Linked DNA regions of Homo sapiens: region 2 is linked to region 1. Evidence: chromatin loops called from intact Hi-C (ENCODE). Cell type or tissue: heart left ventricle. All regions are shown on one strand. Links, peaks and the distances in the headings refer to the core of each region. The heading gives the core; the rest is flanking DNA. Region 1 holds the start of MUCL3 (mucin like 3). Region 2 has its middle 5.0 kb from the start of MUC22.

Region 1 (8,924 bases), core at 2,123-4,622:
CAAATGTTCCCTGATGTGGGCAAAATTACTCCTCCCTGTACAGAACCACCGTCCTAGAGGCTTGGGTCCCTGGGGAAAGGGGGGGGGGGAAGGGGACCAGTGAAAAGGGGGACTGTCAGTCACCCGAGTCTACATGGAGTTGCAGAGGACAGCCTGTGTCTGCCTTAGTTTCTCCATCCTGCAGGATATATTGCCTGGGAGGCAGGCTGCCCAGTTCTGAGTAGTCAGTCTTTGGCCTGACTCCACGGAGCCTCATTAATCTCCCATTAATCACATTAATAAGCAGTTGGCCTCCTCTCCTCTTCCCACCTATTCCAGCCCTGCCCAGGGCTTAGGGACAAGTCACACCAAGTAAGGAGAGGAACCCACATGTCCAGTTCTCTAGTCCTCTCATGAGCCCAAATGCCCTGAGGGCCTGGCCTCCTGCCCTCAGGTCCTGGACCTCTCTATGGCCTTTGCCTGCCCCCACTTCCCTCAGAAAGGCATCCTCCGGCCCTGGCTTCCACTCCATCCAGGCGGAGTGGAAACATTTATTGATTGCCTACTGTGTGCCAGACACTGTCCTAGGCTCTGATGACACAGCAGGGATCCAAGGTGCTTACTTTCCATGGAGACCCACAGTGGGCAGAAAGGGGTTGTGACTTCTCTGTGCTAGAGACCCAGGGAGTCTGTCCTCCCCTACTCCAGCCCCAGGCACTGTCACTGGGGAGACAAGGGAGTCTCTGAGCTAATGCTTGCTTTAGGCAGGAAGTGAGGAAGGGAAGGGGGAGCTCTGGGGTGCTCCTAAAAATGAGATGTCTGCATTTCTGTATAGGAGTGAATGGGGACTTCGAGACAAAGAGACAGCCGCTGAGCTGAGGTGGGAGGGAAGAGGTAGAGTGAAAGCAGAAGCCCCTGTACACCGAGCATCTCTTGGCCAAAGATCTTGGCCTCGGTCCTTCTGGGTGGCCTGACCTGTCTGTGTCCCTGGTGAGGGGTGTGACATATGTCCCTGTGGTTCTGTGTCTTGTCTCTGTCACTGCCTCTGCACTCTCCACATATTGTTGTATGACCTCTGAACATCATGAAGCACCTTTCTCTGCAGCGAGGGTCATTCGAGGGCTTTCTCTCGCCTTTGCTCTTTCACCTGATCCTCGCGGACAGCTCCGCCCAAGGTGGCAAGAATGACCATGTGTGAATAAGGGGTGTGGAAGCTGGGCTGATGCGGGAGAGGTGGGAGGGTGCGCGTGAAGCTGGACACAGATCAGAACGTGAACCCCACCCCATCCTGCTCCCAGCCAGAGCTCAGTCCTTCTAGAACTGAGCCATCTGCTCCCCACTTCCCCAGAGCCCTGGAGGCGCCACCCTCACTTCCCTCCACTGGGGCTGGCTCAGGTGCCTGCTCCTTTCTGGTTCCTCTGCCCTGCCCCCAGATCCCACCCCTCGGCAGGCACCCAGGTGCCTGGCTCCATGACGCAGCAGCTGCGGTCTCCTCTTATCAGGGCTCCCCTGTGGGTTGGGGTGGCTCCATTTGTTTAAGACTTAGTCCTGAGGAGCCCCAGCCCCCATGACGTCAAGATTGGCTCCATATAAGGTGAGGGGTCCGCAGCCCATGGTCCCCAAGCAGCCACCCAGCTCCGACATGGCCCAGCCGGTCCACAGCCTCTGCTCCGCCTTTGGCCTCCAGTGCTGCCTCCTCTTCCTTCTAGCTTCTTGGGGGGCAGGTAAGATGCCCACAGGGGATACAGAAGACAGAAACAGCTTGTTTCTTAGTGTTCATAGCGTTGGACAACAAATAGAAATGAATGAAGGGGGCGGGCACGGGGCTGCTACAGACAGTTGTCTAGAGTGTTCTCTGCTCAAGTTTGCTGGCTAAGGGACATGTAGTAGGAGATGAAATCCAGCCTGTGCTCTGCTCTTTAAAACATGGCTCACAGGGCTGCACCCATCCAGAGGGGGTTTCTTCAAGTTTGCATAAAGACACTGTAGAGGCTGCCAGCCCTGGATGGTGGGGGTAGGCACCTGACATTCATTGAGCACCGTGCACGGAATTCACAGCTGCTCATGGTGATTTCTTTCTTCTTCTTCTTCTTCTTCTTCTTTTTTTTTTTTTTTTTTTTGAGAAGGAGTCTTGCTCTGTTGCCTAGGCTGGAGTGCAGTGGCACAATCTTGGCTCACTGCAGCCTCTGCCTCCCGGGTTCAAGCGATTCTTCTGCCTCAGTCTCCTGGGTAACTGGGATTACAGGCACCTGCCACCACGCCTGGCTCATTTTTTTGTATTTTTAGTAGAGACAGGATTTCACCATGTTGGCCAGGCTGGTCTCAAATGCCTGGCCTCAAGTGATCCGCCTGCCTCGGCCTCCCAAAGTGCTGGTATTACAAGTGAGAGCCACCGTGCCCAGAGACTCATCTCATTTCATCTCAGCATCCCCTGAGGTGGCTAATAATATCCCATCTTATAGTTGAGGAGAGTGGATTCACAATGATTATGTCCCATATCTCACAGCTAGAGGGAGGTAAGCAGGGATTCCAGCTCCACTGCCCCCAGCCCTGGGGGGACAGGTGGAGCTTCTCTCCTGAGAGCTCTGTTTTGTGCAGACCTAGCTTCCAGTCCTGACTCTGACCCATTTGCCTACTCTGGCCTTCCACACCATCTGTAAAATGGGCTGGATGCTGCTGCCCAGCCGTACCAGTATTTGATGCCTACAGAGCATTTACACTGCACCAGGTGTTGCTCTAGGGACTTCATCCACATTTACTCATTTAATCCACATGGAGACTCAGAAAAGTGTGCGTCAAAGGCTCTGTCCCTGTCTTACAGTTGGGAAACATCTCAGGACTTTGATGGGAAAATGACTATGGACAAGTTCGACGAACAAAACATACCCTAAAGATAAGATGAAATTATGAAATTAGTTCACTTAGTCAAGAAACGGACTGCTACTGAACCCGGGGAGCAGAGATGCTGAACACAGGGGCGGTGTGGAGGGCCTGGGCAATTTGGAGGAGGGTCTCCACAAGGCAGATGTAGAACAGCAGATTCAGAGACACTATCTACCCACTGGACAGTCATCCAAGGACAGAGCCATCCACAGGGTGATATTAGAGGCAGTGCCCCTTCCCTGAGCACAGTCAGGTTGAGGCCAGGGGTGGAGGCAGGGGCAGGTGGGTGGTGAATGGCGATGACTGAGGAATCTTTGAGCTGCCTCTGAAAGGTCTCAGCAGTGCGTCCTGTCTGTGCCCTGACTTGATGTCTGTCTCCCCTACCTTGAGGGTCTGGAGACAGAGGTACCACAGCTGCCCAACACCTCCCGGCCCCATCTCTCCCGCCTTTCCTTCCCCTTCCTCTCAGGCGGATTGTCCACTGGCTGCTCTCTCCTCCTTCCATCTTGCAGCTTAAGGAAGAGGAACCTGCAGGGGGCGGAAGGGAATCCACTCCATACACAGTCGCTCTGAGATTTGCTTCAGGGCGGAGATCTGAATTCCTGAGATTCCGATGGGGCCATGTGGGCGTGGTCTCGGAGAGGAGATAGGCGTGGCTGGGCGGCATGGAGGGAGGGGTGGGGAGGACAAGGGGAGCTGGCTGCTCCCATTCTGCAGATTTTGAAGACAAGAGTGAGTGGGTTACAGGTGGGGAGGGCTTGAGGCTGGGCTCGGGTTGTGATGAGGTCGGGTGGAACTGGAGTGTGAATCAGAGCTGGTGCATGGCTGTGCCCAGCAGAGAGAGAGGCCAGGGCAGGAAGGGAAGAGGGACAACTGGGATGGATGAAGCCCTTTAGTCTACCATTCTGGTGAGGAGACCCTGACGTTTGTCCACAGGACCAGTCAACACCCAGACAGATAACTAGATCCTGGAACCCCAGAGTCTGCATCATGCAGTCACAGAACCACAGGTACAATCTAGATTAAATCATCCGAGGGCAGCACAGGTGCAGTCCAGATTAAATCATCACAGAGAGGCATAGGTGCAGTCCAGATTAAGTCACCAGAGGGAGGCACAGGTGCAGTCTAGATTAAAGCATCTGAGGGAGCACAGGTGCAGTCTAGATTAAATCATCTGAGGGAGCACAGGTGCAGTCTAGATTAAATTATCACAGGGAGGCACAGGTGCAGTCCAGATTAAATCATCACAGGGAGGCTCAAGCGCAGTCTAGATTAAATCATCTGAGGGAGGCTCAAGTGCAGTCTAGATGAAATCATCTGAGGGAGCACAGGTGCAGCCCAGATGAAATCATCTGAGGGAGCACAGGTGCAGTCTAGATGAAACCATCTGAGAGAGTACAGGTGAGGCAGGAGATGGGAATTGGGGCTGGGGTCCTTGGAAGAATCTAACAAGAACATTTTCCTATAACAAATGTTATTTGATTTAATTTCTATAACACAAATAATGTATGCTCATTGTAGAAAATGGAAAATAGAAAAAATAAGAAAGAAAAATAAAATCTCTGTATACTCCCTAGTCCCCAAGCAATCATTTGATTATATCTCCCTTTAGCTTTCCTTTTTTTTTTTTGTAGAGACAGGTCTCGCTATGTTGCCCAGACTGGTCTCAAACTGGTGATCCTCCTGCCTCAGACTCCCTAAATGCTAGGATTATAGGTGTGAACAACTGTGCCCACCAGCTTTTCTTTTTCTATGTCTGCATTTTAAGCCACTTATTGAACTCATACTGTATAGGTATTTTAACAAACATTTACCCACATTATTGCAAATGGAGCATGCCATTTATGGGGGTAAGGATACCAGGAAACACTAGAGATGCTCTTTTGGGACAGCGTGCCCTGACAGCGACTCCAAGGCATGAGTTGCTTAGCAAGATATTCTTTCTCCCTTCCTTCCTTCCCTTTCCTTTCCTTTCCCTTCCTTCCTTCCTTTTCTTTCTTTTCTTCCTTTTCTTTCCCTTTCTCTTTCTTTCTTTCTCTGTCTCTCTTTCTTTCTTCTTTCGACAGAGTCTCACTCTGTGGCCCAGGTTGGAGTGTAGTGGCATGATCTTGGCTCACTGCAGCCTCTGCCTCCCAGGTTCAACTGATTCTCCTGCCTCAGCCTCCTGAGTAGCTGGGATTACAGGGTCCTGCCAACACGCCTGGCTAATTTTCATATTTTTAGTAGAGACGGGGTTTCGCCATGTTGGCCAGGCTGGTCTCGAACTCCTGACCTCAGGCCCACAATGGCCTCCCAAAGTGTTGGGATTGCAGGTATAAGGCACTGTGCCCAGCCGATGTCCTCTCTTTCAAATGAGTGAACAAAGCAGATGGCGGGGACCTTTGGCACTGTGCATCGTTTTGATGTTGTGGGATTTGTTCTTATTCTTTTATCCCAGCTGAGCATCCACCTACAGTGTCTTGTGCTAAAGTTGGATTTTCCTCTCTGCACCTCCTGCCTATTCTTCAGTGACCAAAACAGTTCTTTTCGGGCTATGATGGTTGTACGTGGAATGAATATCTCCTGGTGAAAACTTACTAGGGAAATAAGTCACTACCAAAGTAGATCGTCTGGGGCAGAGATGCTCCTCTTGTCCTGGGGGTTTACACTGATTTGCCTCTTGGCTGTGTCAGGGCCAAGGAATCCCTTGAGCTTTACCTCAGCTTTTTACAATCTATGGTTCCACAACTGTTTGATGCAGATCTAAAATTCTAAAATCTTGTTATCTGAGTCTAGTTATGGACTGTGATCCTGTGGTTTAATGACAACTGGTATCCCAGAATTGGTGGGCCAGAGGCCTTCTTTCAACGTCTTTTAATCTCAGAGCTCAATTACTGAACAGCGGAAGTCGCCCTTGGTCTTCCAGCCTGTGGAGGTCACAAATACATTTGGTTTTTACTTAACGTGCATGATGAAATGTTGTTGGCAAGGCTTTTAAGGAGTTTTCATCAGTCTTATTCTTTCATTCATTATTCAACAAATATTTACAAAGTGCCTCCTATGGATCAGACACTGTTCTAGGCTGGAGACAGCGATGAACAAAACAATAAAAATCCCTGCCAGGCCAGGCCAGGCCAGGCCAGGTGCAGTGGCTCACGCCTATAATCCTAATATTTTAGGAGGCTGAGATGAGAGGATCACTGAAGACCAGAGTTTGAGACCAGCCTGGCCAACATAGTGAGACCCTGCGTCTTAAAAAAAAAAAAAAAAAAAAGGTGAGGAGGGGGCATACTGGCTCACATTTGTAGTCCCAGCTGACAGGGAGGCTGAGGTGGGGGTACTGCTTGAGCCCAGGAGGTCAGGACTGCAGTGAGCTGTGACCATGCCACTGCACTCCAGCCTGGTGCAGAGTAAGACTCTATCTCAAACAACAACAACAACAACAAAAACCCCGGCCGGATGCAATGGCTCATGCCTGTAATCCCAGCACTTTGGGAGGCTGAGGTGGGCAGATCATGAGGTCAGGAGATCGAGACCATCCTGGCTAACACAGTGAAACCCCATCTCTACTAAAAATACAAAAAATTAGCTGGGTGTGGTGGCATGTGCCTGTAGTCCCAGCTACTCAGGAGGCTGAAGCAGGAAAATCACTTGAACCCAGGAGGTGGAGGTTGCAGTGAGCCCAGATCGCACCACTGCACTCCAGCCTTGGCGACAGAGTGAGACTCCATCTCAAAAAACAAACAAACAAAAAAAGCCTTGCCATTGTGGAAATTTAATTGTATTTATCACATATCAGAAAGTGATGAGTGCTGTGTTATTAAAACACAGCAGAGAAAGTGGCCCAGGAATGCAGAGGCTGCTGTTTTCAAGAAGGTGGCCACAGCAGGTGAGAGGTGGATGGAGCAGGCAGGGGGGTAGGGCTACTGCTCAGGCTCCCCTTACTACCAGGAGAAGGACAGGGCAAAGCACGAGATTATTTCAGAGACTACAATGTGGATTCAACAAACATTTAAATAGCTTCTGTGCTCCAGAGTCTTCCATGGTCCATACTTCCTTTAATCCTCACATTAAGCTGGTGCAGTCAGCATCATGGTTATTTACAGTCGAGAACATGGAGCTTCAGAGCACTTAAGAGACCTGAGCAAGAATGCAAAACCGCTGAGGGACCGAGCCTGGATGTCAAACCTGTCCTCTGATTCTTTAAGGCCAGTGGAAAATGCCCTTTGCATTGCTGCCAGCTCCTTTATTCACTCAATAGATAGTCATTCATCCCTTATCATGTTTAAAAACATCTGGGGCACAGTGAAAAGTCTAATTTTGCCAATTACTTAACCTCTTTGCGTCTCCTTTCCCCACCTGTAAAACAGTAAGATCACACTCCTCACTTCACAGGTTCATAATTATTTGATTAAATAAACAAATATATGAACAGCACCTTTCAGGGAGTCCACACATGTCAGTGTCTTTCCTTCTTTAAAAGACTGGGCTGACCTATTGGCTGTGCACTGTGGTCTTAACCAGCAATGATCTGGGCCCGGGACCCCAGGATGTGTGTTCAGATTCTGTCTCGACCTCTTACTTGCTGGGTGTCCTTGAGAAGATTACTTAACCACTCAGAACCTTGTTTCTTCATCTATAAAGTTTGGAGAATAGGATAGTTCTCAACCTCAACAGGTTCTTGTGAAAAGTAAATAAGTTAATGTATGCCCTCACTTGTAGAACCTGCCTGTCTCATTGTAGAGCTCTAGAAACGTTGCCCATTGCTATTGTTGTGGGACTATGTACAGGTCACTTTTCCTCCGTGAAATGTAAATTTCTCAGATGTAAAATAGGGGAAGTTGACCGCTTCTAAAGAGCCTTATGGAGCATTGGGAGATCAATCACCATAGAAGAGAATCCAGAAAGAGAATGTCTGTGAGGCCACCAGCCACATCCTGGGGCCGGGGAAGGTGTCCAATAAACAATAGCTATTACTGGTATTGCTGCCAAGGAGATCAGGTAATGGGATTGGGACAGTGGAGTGCAGGCCTGATCATTCAGCCCCCTTCTCTCCCCTCATTCTCAATTCCTTTCAGAGACTTGGGCTTCTCTATTACCCTCACACCCTTCTTGTCCTGCCCATATTTCTTTCAAGGACTAAGCTCCCCAGGCCGATTCTGCCCATCAGCAGGCAGGTGGACTGTGGTTTCTTGTGATTGGGAATAGGTCCAGGTTCCGGTTGCCGCCTTGAGCTAACAGGGACCAGAAACCTCAGTTATGTAATGACACTATCTCTTTCACTCTTTGGTGATCTCTTGGCCTTCACTCTTTTGGCTAGGTATCAGAGACATCTCCTCTGTCTCCATCAGGTTGTTTTTCCATGGAATTAAGGCGTGTATCTGTCCACTGATAGGGGTGTTTTCTCTCACACCCTGTCCTTAAACATAGTCAGTCCCTACCACAATCTAGTTGCCTCGTTTACTCCTGTCAGGACCCCCAAGCAGATATCTTTTCCTTTCAGGATGGCCCCTTTCATCTATCCCCAGTTGGCTTTAAATGTGTGAAGAGGGGGACCCAGTGGGGTGACCATAAGGGTTGGGTCATCTCATCCATTCCCCTCATCCAACTTTATCACCGAAATGAAAGCTTCCCATCTCCTTACTCTACCCATCCTCCATTCTTCTTATACATCTCTCACTCACAATTTGTGTCTACCTGCTAATCCCTATGGGAAGTTCTGCCAGAGGTCTTACCTCAATTTCTCACACTGTTACATTTGGGATGGTGTTAGAATGTTATGGAAAGGTGAAGAGTCTAACGTTTACTCCTGGTCTTCTCAGCTATGCCATAGAAAGAAGACTCCATTCCATAAGTTACAGACCCTAAAGGGGCACCTGCACAGTAAAATGCTAGTCCATACATGCCCTCAAAACCTTACCATTGGATAGGCATGGCAGGGAGTGGAGGTCGGCAGGCACGCAAACAACTGTAACGTGAAGTTGAAGGTAACAGGACAGAATGGTGAATAAAGACCTTTTCAAGCACTGAAATGAAGCTGGATTTTATCTGCTTAGACGGATCAGAAAAGATGCCTTAAAGCC
Region 2 (8,924 bases), core at 3,571-6,070, 63 kb after region 1:
TTGTAAACACACCAATCAGCACCCTGAGTCTAGCTCAGGGTTCGTGAGTTCACCAATCGACACTCTGTATCTAGCTGCTCTGGTGGGGCCTTGAAGAACCTTCGTGTCCACACTCTGTATCTAGCTAATCTGGTGGGGACGTGGAGAACCTTTGTGTCTAGCTCAGGGATTGTAAACGCACCAATCAGCACCCTGTCAAAACAGACCACTCGGCTCTACCAATCAGCAGGATGTGGGTGGGGCCAGATAAGAGAATAAAAGCAGGCTGCCCCAGCCAGCAGTGGTAACCCGTTCTGGTCCTTTTCCTGACTGTGGAAGCTTTGTTCTTTTGCTCTTTGCAATAAATCTTGCTACTGCTCACTCTTTGGGTCCATGCTGCTTTTGTGAGCTGTAACACTCATCGTGAAGATCTGCAGCTTCATTCCTGAGCCAGCGAGACCACAAACCCACCAGAAGGAAGAAACTGTGAACACATGCGAACATCGGAAAGAACAAGCTCCAGACGCGCCACCTTAAGTGCTGTAACAGTAACCGCGAGGGTCTGCGGCTTCATTCTTGAAGTCAGTGAGACCAAGAAGCCACCAATTCTGGACACATCATGATGACCAGTGGTCCACTTTTGCATAGCAAAGTGCACTGCAGCACAGTCTTCAAACAATGCCTGCTGCATAAATAACCCTTCACAAACATGCTTCTTTAACCTCCGGAGTGGTTATGGGTTTTGGCAAGAAAGTCTGAGATGTGACCAGCTGCATATATTTTACCCTAAGACCTTGCTATAGAAAGGATGTTTTCTGGAGTGTCCATCGTCTTGCAGCTCTCCCAGACGTGGCTTCTGTTGCTTAGTCCTTGTTCAAAATTTCTTTTGGAGAAACTGGATTTGTTAGCCACTTATTTCATTCAGCCTTTGTTCCATAAAAGGGTCATACATGTAAAGTGGCTCCCAAACGCTGAAGGAGCCGAGAAACCAAAAACAAGGCAGATAGATCCAGTTTGTCAGTAAATGGTGATTTGCTGGGGAATTTACAGACAGAAGTGTAGTCTTGGGTGGCAGCAAGTCAGGTAGATCTCCACACCTGTTACCCCCAGACCCAGGGCTTACCCCGGAAAGGGTGTATACTTCCTGTAGAGACAATTAAAAGCAACCTTTCAGAACAGGCAGGAATGCTATGTGCGTCGTAGCCTGTAATTTATGCCATAATATCAAGGTTGCTTTGATCTAAAGGCAGGGGCTGGATGTGGTGGCTAATGCCTGTAATCCCAGAGCTTTGGGAGGGAGAGGAGGGAGGATTGCTTGGGGGCAGGAGTTTGAGACCAGTCTGGGAAACAAAACAACACCTCATCTCTACAAAAAAGAAAACCAAAATTAGTTGGGAGTGGTAGCATGTGCCTGTGGTCCCAGCTACTTGGGAGGCTGAGGCAGGAGGATCACTACAGCCCAGGAGTTAGAGGCTGCAGTGGGCTGAGATTGCACCACTGAACTCCAGCCTAGGTGACAGAGCAAGACCCTGTCTCTAAAAACAAAACAACAAACAAAAAACGAAGACAGGATTTACAGTAAGTACATGTCCTTACCAAGAACAGTAAATAAAGTAGGAATGAGGCCCATGTGACTCATGGGACCTGGGTTAATCAGAAGTCAACATGGCAGATTAGCATCCAAGATGGAGTCACTTTGTCTCCACAGCCTCTCAGCTCCCTCAGTCTTTGGGGGAAGGTTTGCATGCCCCTGCTCACTGAGGAACAGAGAGGCCACGCTGAGCCATATGCAGGCAATCATCATCATCTGCTCACTTAAAGGGATCCAGAAACCAGAAGGGAAAGACAAGTTGAACACCCTGAAAAGGTGCCTCCCACTGATAGGAACTGTGGAAACCCTTATGTGGAAAAGCATGAAAAGAAATAAGATCAGGCAAGGGTGTCCAGCTAGATCATTTTTTAAAAAAATAGTAAAACATGTATTTTCAAATTTTAATAGACAAATTGAAAGAGGCTGGCCATTATAGAGAATTATGCTAGTAATCCGGAAGAGCAAGCGCGAAAAATAACTCAAACAGACACAATTATACAGGAATAAAAATCACCCGGCAAATATAATACATTTGGAGGATAGATCCAGGAAGACTAACGTGCAAGTAATAAGGCTCAAAACAGAGAAAAAGAGACGAAATGGAAGAGAAGAATTAGAAGGGAAAAAAGAAGAGCTGGAATAGAGAAAAAAGATTTGAGTCTGTCTATGAAAAGCTTCACCAAGTACAACTCTGTAAATATACTAAAAAACACTGGTTTATTTATTTATTTATTTTAGACGGAGTCTTGCTCTGTCGCCCAGGCTGGAGTGCAGTGGCGTGATCTCAGCTCACTGCAACCTCCACCTTCCAGGTTCAAGTGATTCTCCTGCTTCAGCCTCCCGAGTAGCTGGGATTACAGGTGCGTGCCACCACACCCAGCTAATTTGTGTGTGTGTGTGTATTTTTAGTAGAGATGGGGTTTCACAATGTTGGCCAGGCTGGTCTCGAACTCCTGACCTCAGGTGATCCACCCACCTTGGACTCCCAAAGTGCTGGGATTACAGGCATGAGCCACTGCACCCGGCCTAAAACCACTGGTTTATATACTTTATTTTATTCTTATTATTTTTTTAAATTTGAGATGGAATCTCACTCTGTCACCGAGGCTGGAGTGCAGTGGCGCAATCTCGGCTCACTGCAACCTCTGCTTCCTAGGTTTAAGAGATTCTCCTCCCTCAGCCTCCCAAGTAGCTGGGATTATAGGCGAGTGCCACCATGCCTGGCTAATTTTTGTATTTTTAGTAGAGATGGGGTTTCACCACTGTTGACCAGGCTAGTCTTGAACTCCTAACCTCAGGTGATCCACCCATCTCAGCCTCCCAAAGTGCTGGGATTAGAGGCATGACCCACCTTGCCCAGCCAGGTTTATATACTTTAAACAGGTGAACTATATGGTATGTAAATTATAGCTCAATACAGCTCTTAAATTTTTACCAGGCACATTATGTAAATAAAAATTTTTATTTCCTGGCCGGACATGGTGGCTCACACCTGTGATCCCAGCATTCTGGGAGGCTGAGGCAGGCAGATCACTTGAGGCCAGGAGTTTGAGACCAGCCTGGCCAACATGGCAAAACCCTGTCTCTACTAAAAATACAAAAATTAGCCATGCGCGGTGGTGCGCGCCTGTAGTCCCAGCTACTTGGAAGGCTGAGGCAGGAGAATCACTTGAACCTGGGAGGTGGACGTTGCAGTGAGCTGAGATCATGTCACTGCACTCTAGCCTGGGTGACAGAGTGAGACTCTGTCTCAAATTTTAAAAAATTATTTCCAAAAATAAACAACAAATGACTCAAATGAATGGGCATTTTGAGCTAGAGGAAGGAGAAAAGGGGGGAGTCCCTGGTGAGCAATTTACCTTGTGATTGATTCACATAGTTGTGCTGTGAGTATCTCATTACTCCCAGCAACTGGGGTGTGCAGGTAGAGTTTGGAAGCATCATTACCCAGCTTTCGTCATGGAATACACCTACTCCTGTAATGTGACAAAGCCCCAGCCCACCAAGCATGCGTGACCCAAGCAAAAGTCCAGGAAGTGGACAGGGTTAAAGGGCTGCCCATCTAGACCTGTGCCTTTGCACTGTGGATTTAGCACAATGATCTTCACGTGGCATCTGTGCCCCCACATCTTGGGCGTACATAAAGACTTCCTGAAGAGTATTATGCAGGCGTGGGTTGTTTGATGGGAACCATTTTCCAGATCTTCAACTTCCGTATGTGCTTGTGGCCTAGAACTGATCTGTCTGAGGGCACCTCTGTGGTCAGGGCTACACTTTTCTGACTCTTCTTTGATGAACATCCAACATTTCCTCTGTAGCTCCCATATTATTATTACCACATTTCCGCAGGGTGTAGAACATTTCAGGGTGTCAAATAAAGCCTTTTAGTGAAGGGATACCTCAAAAACCACCTCTAATTTAGGGATCATATACCCAGAGTAGGACTTCCTGTTTTCTCCTGCCTCATATAAATTCCTGTGAAGGGCTACGTGGAGTGTAAGGAACTGGTAATTTTGGCATGTGTTAAGGTGTTATTTACGCAGATACACTGTAGAATGAAGTAACAGGAGTAATAAAAACTTCTTTTTTTCCTTTCTTTTTTTTTTAACAATCTCTTCTCTTCCATCCACTCTTTAAAAATGCATCCCTCTTGAGGGAGTATCTCATGAGATTGGAGCAAGAGCAGAATCAGCAGAAAGAATAGAGGAGGCAGTGGCTTATTTAACCAAGGAGAAAAATCCCATGGCAGCCAACCCACCTTATCTGTCTGTCTGCCTATTTTAGAATATTCAAGATTTGTCAACAACTTGCTGGGACAAAGCAATGTGCTATGAAGCACACTTCCCTGAATTGTACACCATTTTCTGTAAGGGGAAAGAGCTTCCTGTTCACTAGTTTCTTGGTTTAGGTAACAATTGTGTATTTGGCATGATTTCAAGGAGAAAGATGTTGTAAGCTCCAACTGATTAATGTTACACCTTAAGATAAAAGACACTTAGAGAGGCCATACGGCATGTCAGCTAAGAGCACAGATTGTGGAGCTCGAATTTCTGGTTTCAAATCCAATTTCATTGTGACTTTCCACAAATTCCTTAATTCTTCTGGGTCTCAGTTTCCATATTTGTAAACATGAGAGTGAAAATAGTACCCACTTCATGGGGTTATTGTGAAGGCTTAGAATAGTCCTGCATTTCGTAAGCGCTCTGTAAGTTGTGTTATTTTTAAAATGTTAGGTAAGTGGGCCAAGCGAGGTGGCTCATGCCTGTAATTTCAGCACTTTGGGAGGCGGAGGCGGGTGGATCACCTGAGGTCAGGCTTTTGAGACTAGCCTGACCAACATGGTGAAACCCCATCTCTACTAAAAATACAAAAACTAGCTGGCGTGGTGGCAGGCACCTGTAGTCCCAGCTACGTGGGAAGCTGAGGCAAGAGAATAGCTTGAACCTGGGAAGTGGAGGTTGCAGTGAGCCGAGATTGCACCACTGCACTCCAGCCTGGTCGACAGAGCGAGACTCCGTCTCAAAAAAATGAAAAATAAAAAATGTTAGGTAAGTTAATGATTCATATTTTCTTGAAAATATGGAAAGACGTATCATAAGAGAAGCATTTTTGCTTAATTCACCAAAAAGTTACTGGGGGCTATAAATTGAACACAGAGTCTTACAAGGCACAGGAAATTTTTTAGACGTTTATAAACATATCTTTTGATGCAGAGGAGTATGACAGGGTGATCAATAAAAGCTTTTCAAGCAAAAAATTATTACAGACCATATGACATCCCAGAAAAGACAAAACTATAAAGGCAGTCAAGAGTCAATGGTTGCCAGGGGTTACGAGGGTGGGGTGATGAATAGGTGGAGCACAGAGGATTCTTAGGGCGTGAAACTACTGTATATGATACTACAATGGTGGATGCCTGTCATTGTACATTTGTCAAAACCCATAGAATATACAAGAGTAAACCCTGACGTCAACGAGGTGGGGAGGTTGTGCTTGCGTAGGGGCAGGGAGTCTATGGGACCTCTGTACTTACCACTTAATTTTGCTGTGAACCCAAAACTGCTCTAAGAGATAAGGTTTATTAATTAGACATACTGTGATATATGTATAGCAGTAGAATATTTATGTTACTGGTATTTAATATGATATATGGAGAGAGACCAGTAGAATAATATGGGGAAAGTAAAATGGAACTATAAGTTCGTAGAGCAGGAGGAACCATTTAAAAACCTAGACTATTGAGGAAGAGCTTGCTTATATGTTATTCAAAAGGATAATGGAAGCTAGGTGCAGTGGCTCACGTCTGTAATCCCAGCACTTGGGGAGGCTGAGGCGGGAGGATTGCTTGAGCCCAAGAGTTCAACACCAGCCTGAGCAATATAGTGAGACCCCCCACATCTCTTAAAGTAAAATAAAATTTAAAAAAAGGATAATGATGAGTATTGAGATGCTGCTAGTGTTTAGAGTCTACTGGAAACATTTTAAAGAGTAGTAAAAACTTTTATTATTTCAATGTCTACATTTACAATATGGTAGAAATTACATTCTTTGCAATAATTAAATGTATGATAAAAAATTTAGATTAAACATAGACAGAGGAGGGAAAACAGCTTTTCAAAATTGTTTTTGAACGTATACACAACAGAAAATTTGAAGATGGGCACTCAAGCACATAGGACATTTCTACACAAATGGTGGCTCCAGATAGCTGAAGAAGCTTAAGCAGCTGTAGGAGAGATCTCCAAATCCAGGGACAGTGGCTGCCATCAGAGTGGTCCGTTTGTGGGAAAATGGGTCACAGACATAGACCATATCAGGCTATATTTCACAGAAAATCTTCTTCTTTTTGTTACTTTCTGATGAACTATATGCTATATGGAAGGTACCATTGAGACTCCTTGTGATGAAAATAACTCTACTTGAATTGGGGGTAAACTAAAATTAGAAGGGAAAGCAGACCCCTTGTCCAGCCAGGTTGAAGAAAATCTAAGCCGGTACAGGGTGAGGTTGAGAGAGATGGCAGCGAGAATCTGGAACACAGGCCTTTCCTAAATCAAACTTTCAGCACAGGTCATTCAAGGGCGAATTTCAAATCTATGCTATGTTTATAAATTGTGTACTCTACGTAATTGCCGGGTCCCTGGAATTCCCTACTCTGTGCGAAACTAATCTCTTACTCTCTAAAACAAACCCAAGTCCTAAGCCCACAACCCCTGTTTGCTCTTTCCTTCCTAGTCATCAGAACCCTCATGACTCAGACTCTCCAAGGAGGCATTTAAAAAAATGTTCTCGGACCAGTCAGCTCCACTCGAGCAACCTGCTCTTAACTCATTAATTTTCCCGACATGTCCCTTATGATGACTCGTCCATCTGTTTTTCAAATTCCACATAGCTGGGCCTCTGTAGCTTTGTGGTTTTATATTCCGCATACTTTCTAACAGTGACAGCTCCAGAATTTCTATGTCAGATGAAGTTGGGAACAGGCAGTCTGGTTGGAGGAAGATATTCAGGGGCCAGACTCAAAGTCCTGTTTGGACATGACAACCTCCTTTTATAATGGCGAAGAGCACAGGCTCTGCAGCTGGACTGATAGTTTAATTCCTGACTCCATCACTTACTAACTTTGTGAGTTTGGCCAAATTACTTGACTTCTCCATGGTTTAGTTTCCTTATTTGTAAAATGAAGACAATGGTAGTACTGTGTCTCAGAGTCGTTGGATGCCAATGCAGGATCCCAGTGACCAGATGGAACGAGAGGGAGCTCAGGAGAGACCAGCTTGAAGGGCCGAAGTCTTGTTCCCACATTGCCAGTAGGAGGCATAAATTCCCCCTCAGAGGACGTGCAGGAAAGAAGTGGAGGGGAGAGCCCTTGAAATGGGGGGAAAACAGTCCTGAGAGGGGCATTAAATTTCATATGGCCAAGTATTTACCCAAAAGAGACCTGAAACATTGTTTTCTTTTTCTTTCTTTTTTTTTTTTTTGAGACGGAGTCTCACTCTGTCACCCGGGCTGGAGTGCAGTGGTGCGATCTTGGCTCACTACAACCTCTGCCTCCCGGGTTCAAGCAATTCTCCTGCCTCAGCCTCCCAAGTAGCTGGGATTACAGGCACCCGCCACTACGCCCAGCTAATTTATTTTTATTTTTATTTTTATTAGAGATGGGGTTTCACCATGTTGATCAGGCTGGTCTCAAACTCCTAACCCGCCCACCTTGGCTTCCCAAAGTGTTGGGATTACAGGCGTGAGCCACCAAAATTTTTTTCTTTCTTATTGTTTTTAATTCTCCCCCCAAGCTTACTGAGGTAAAATAGACAAAAATTATATGTTTTCAGCGTGTACAATGTGTTGATTTGATGAGTATACATTGTGAAATAATTACCACTATCAAACTAATGAACACATCACCAACACATATTTACCATTTCTTTTCTGTGTGTGTTAGCAAATTTCAGATAGACAATACAATATTGTTAATTATAGTCTCCATGTGATTAAAGTTCCAGAACTCATTCTTCTTATAACTGAAAGTTTGTACCCTTGACTGTTGTTTTTAATCTTTAAATTGAGGCTTAAAATATATGCAGTAAAATGTGCAGAGTGGACACATAAGTGCTCAAGTCGTTGAATTTTATTTAATTCTTTAATGTATTTATTTTAAAGAAATAGAGACAGGGTCTTGCTATGTTGCCTAGACTGCTCTTGAACTCCTGGGCTCACACAATCCTCCCACCTCAGCCTCTCAAGGTGTTGGGATTACAGGCATGAGCCACCGCACCCGGCCAATTGTTGAATCTTAACACATGCATACACTCACCTACCCGCTTTCCAGATCAAGATGTGCCACATTCTTATCACCCCAGAAGCCTCCCCTGCCTCCTCCCCATCAGTGCCACCCTAGAGGTAGCCAGTATTTTGACTTTAATCATCATCAGTTGATTTTTCCATGTACTTGACTTTCATATAATTAGAACCATACAGTATGCCTTCCAAAAGAGACACTTTTAAAAGAAAATGAAATTTCATCACCAATATTTGGCAAGCTTATACCCGTATCCTCATTTCCAACCCCAGGCTTCCCTGCCATTGGTGGGAAAGAGAGTCTGGAAACTGAGTTGGGTGAGTTATAGCAAGCCAAACTACATTTTTCCTTGCATATCTGAATTACACGGGGTAAATTTCAATCAACTGCTAGTTGTGAGCCTAGAAATAGGGACGCAGGTGAGTCAGGGTCCCTGACCTATGCTTAAGAGCCATTGCCAAAGATTGACTCAGGGAAATGGGTAGTTCCGTGCCCCATCCTCTTCCCTACTCACTTCCGCTTGATACTAGAAGTGAGACTCACTCAGTGTCCACT

Evidence for each region. Hi-C counts contacts between places; a loop is a spot of excess contacts. Peaks named below come from ENCODE experiments on the same cell type or tissue, not always from the same donor. Only the 100,000 strongest peaks of a DNase experiment are listed, where the experiment ranks them.
Region 2: a loop joins it to region 1, with 1.9 times the contacts of the local background. A loop is called at or near these places in 2 of 110 quality-filtered maps.

What each region holds. Positions count from the first base shown.
Region 1 is chr6:30,939,379-30,948,302 of GRCh38, forward strand. MUCL3 (mucin like 3) reads left to right here and starts at 1,595. Exons shown (of 3, transcript NM_080870.4): 1 at 1,595-1,703. The coding sequence starts at 1,622. HCG21 (HLA complex group 21) reads right to left here. Exons shown (of 3, transcript NR_138040.1): 3 at 6,601-7,200. RefSeq lists an enhancer at 1,431-2,268. In heart left ventricle, for the core only: a CTCF peak has its summit at 3,374 (motif pointing right); a DNase peak (open chromatin) is centred at 3,462.
Region 2 is chr6:31,001,016-31,009,939 of GRCh38, forward strand. It overlaps a transcript of MUC22 not described here. Among named protein-coding and RNA genes, the nearest start is that of MUC22, 5.0 kb to the right of the region's middle. In heart left ventricle, for the core only: no CTCF peak of the experiment used is centred there; a DNase peak (open chromatin) is centred at 4,850; H3K27ac peaks cover 1,337 bases.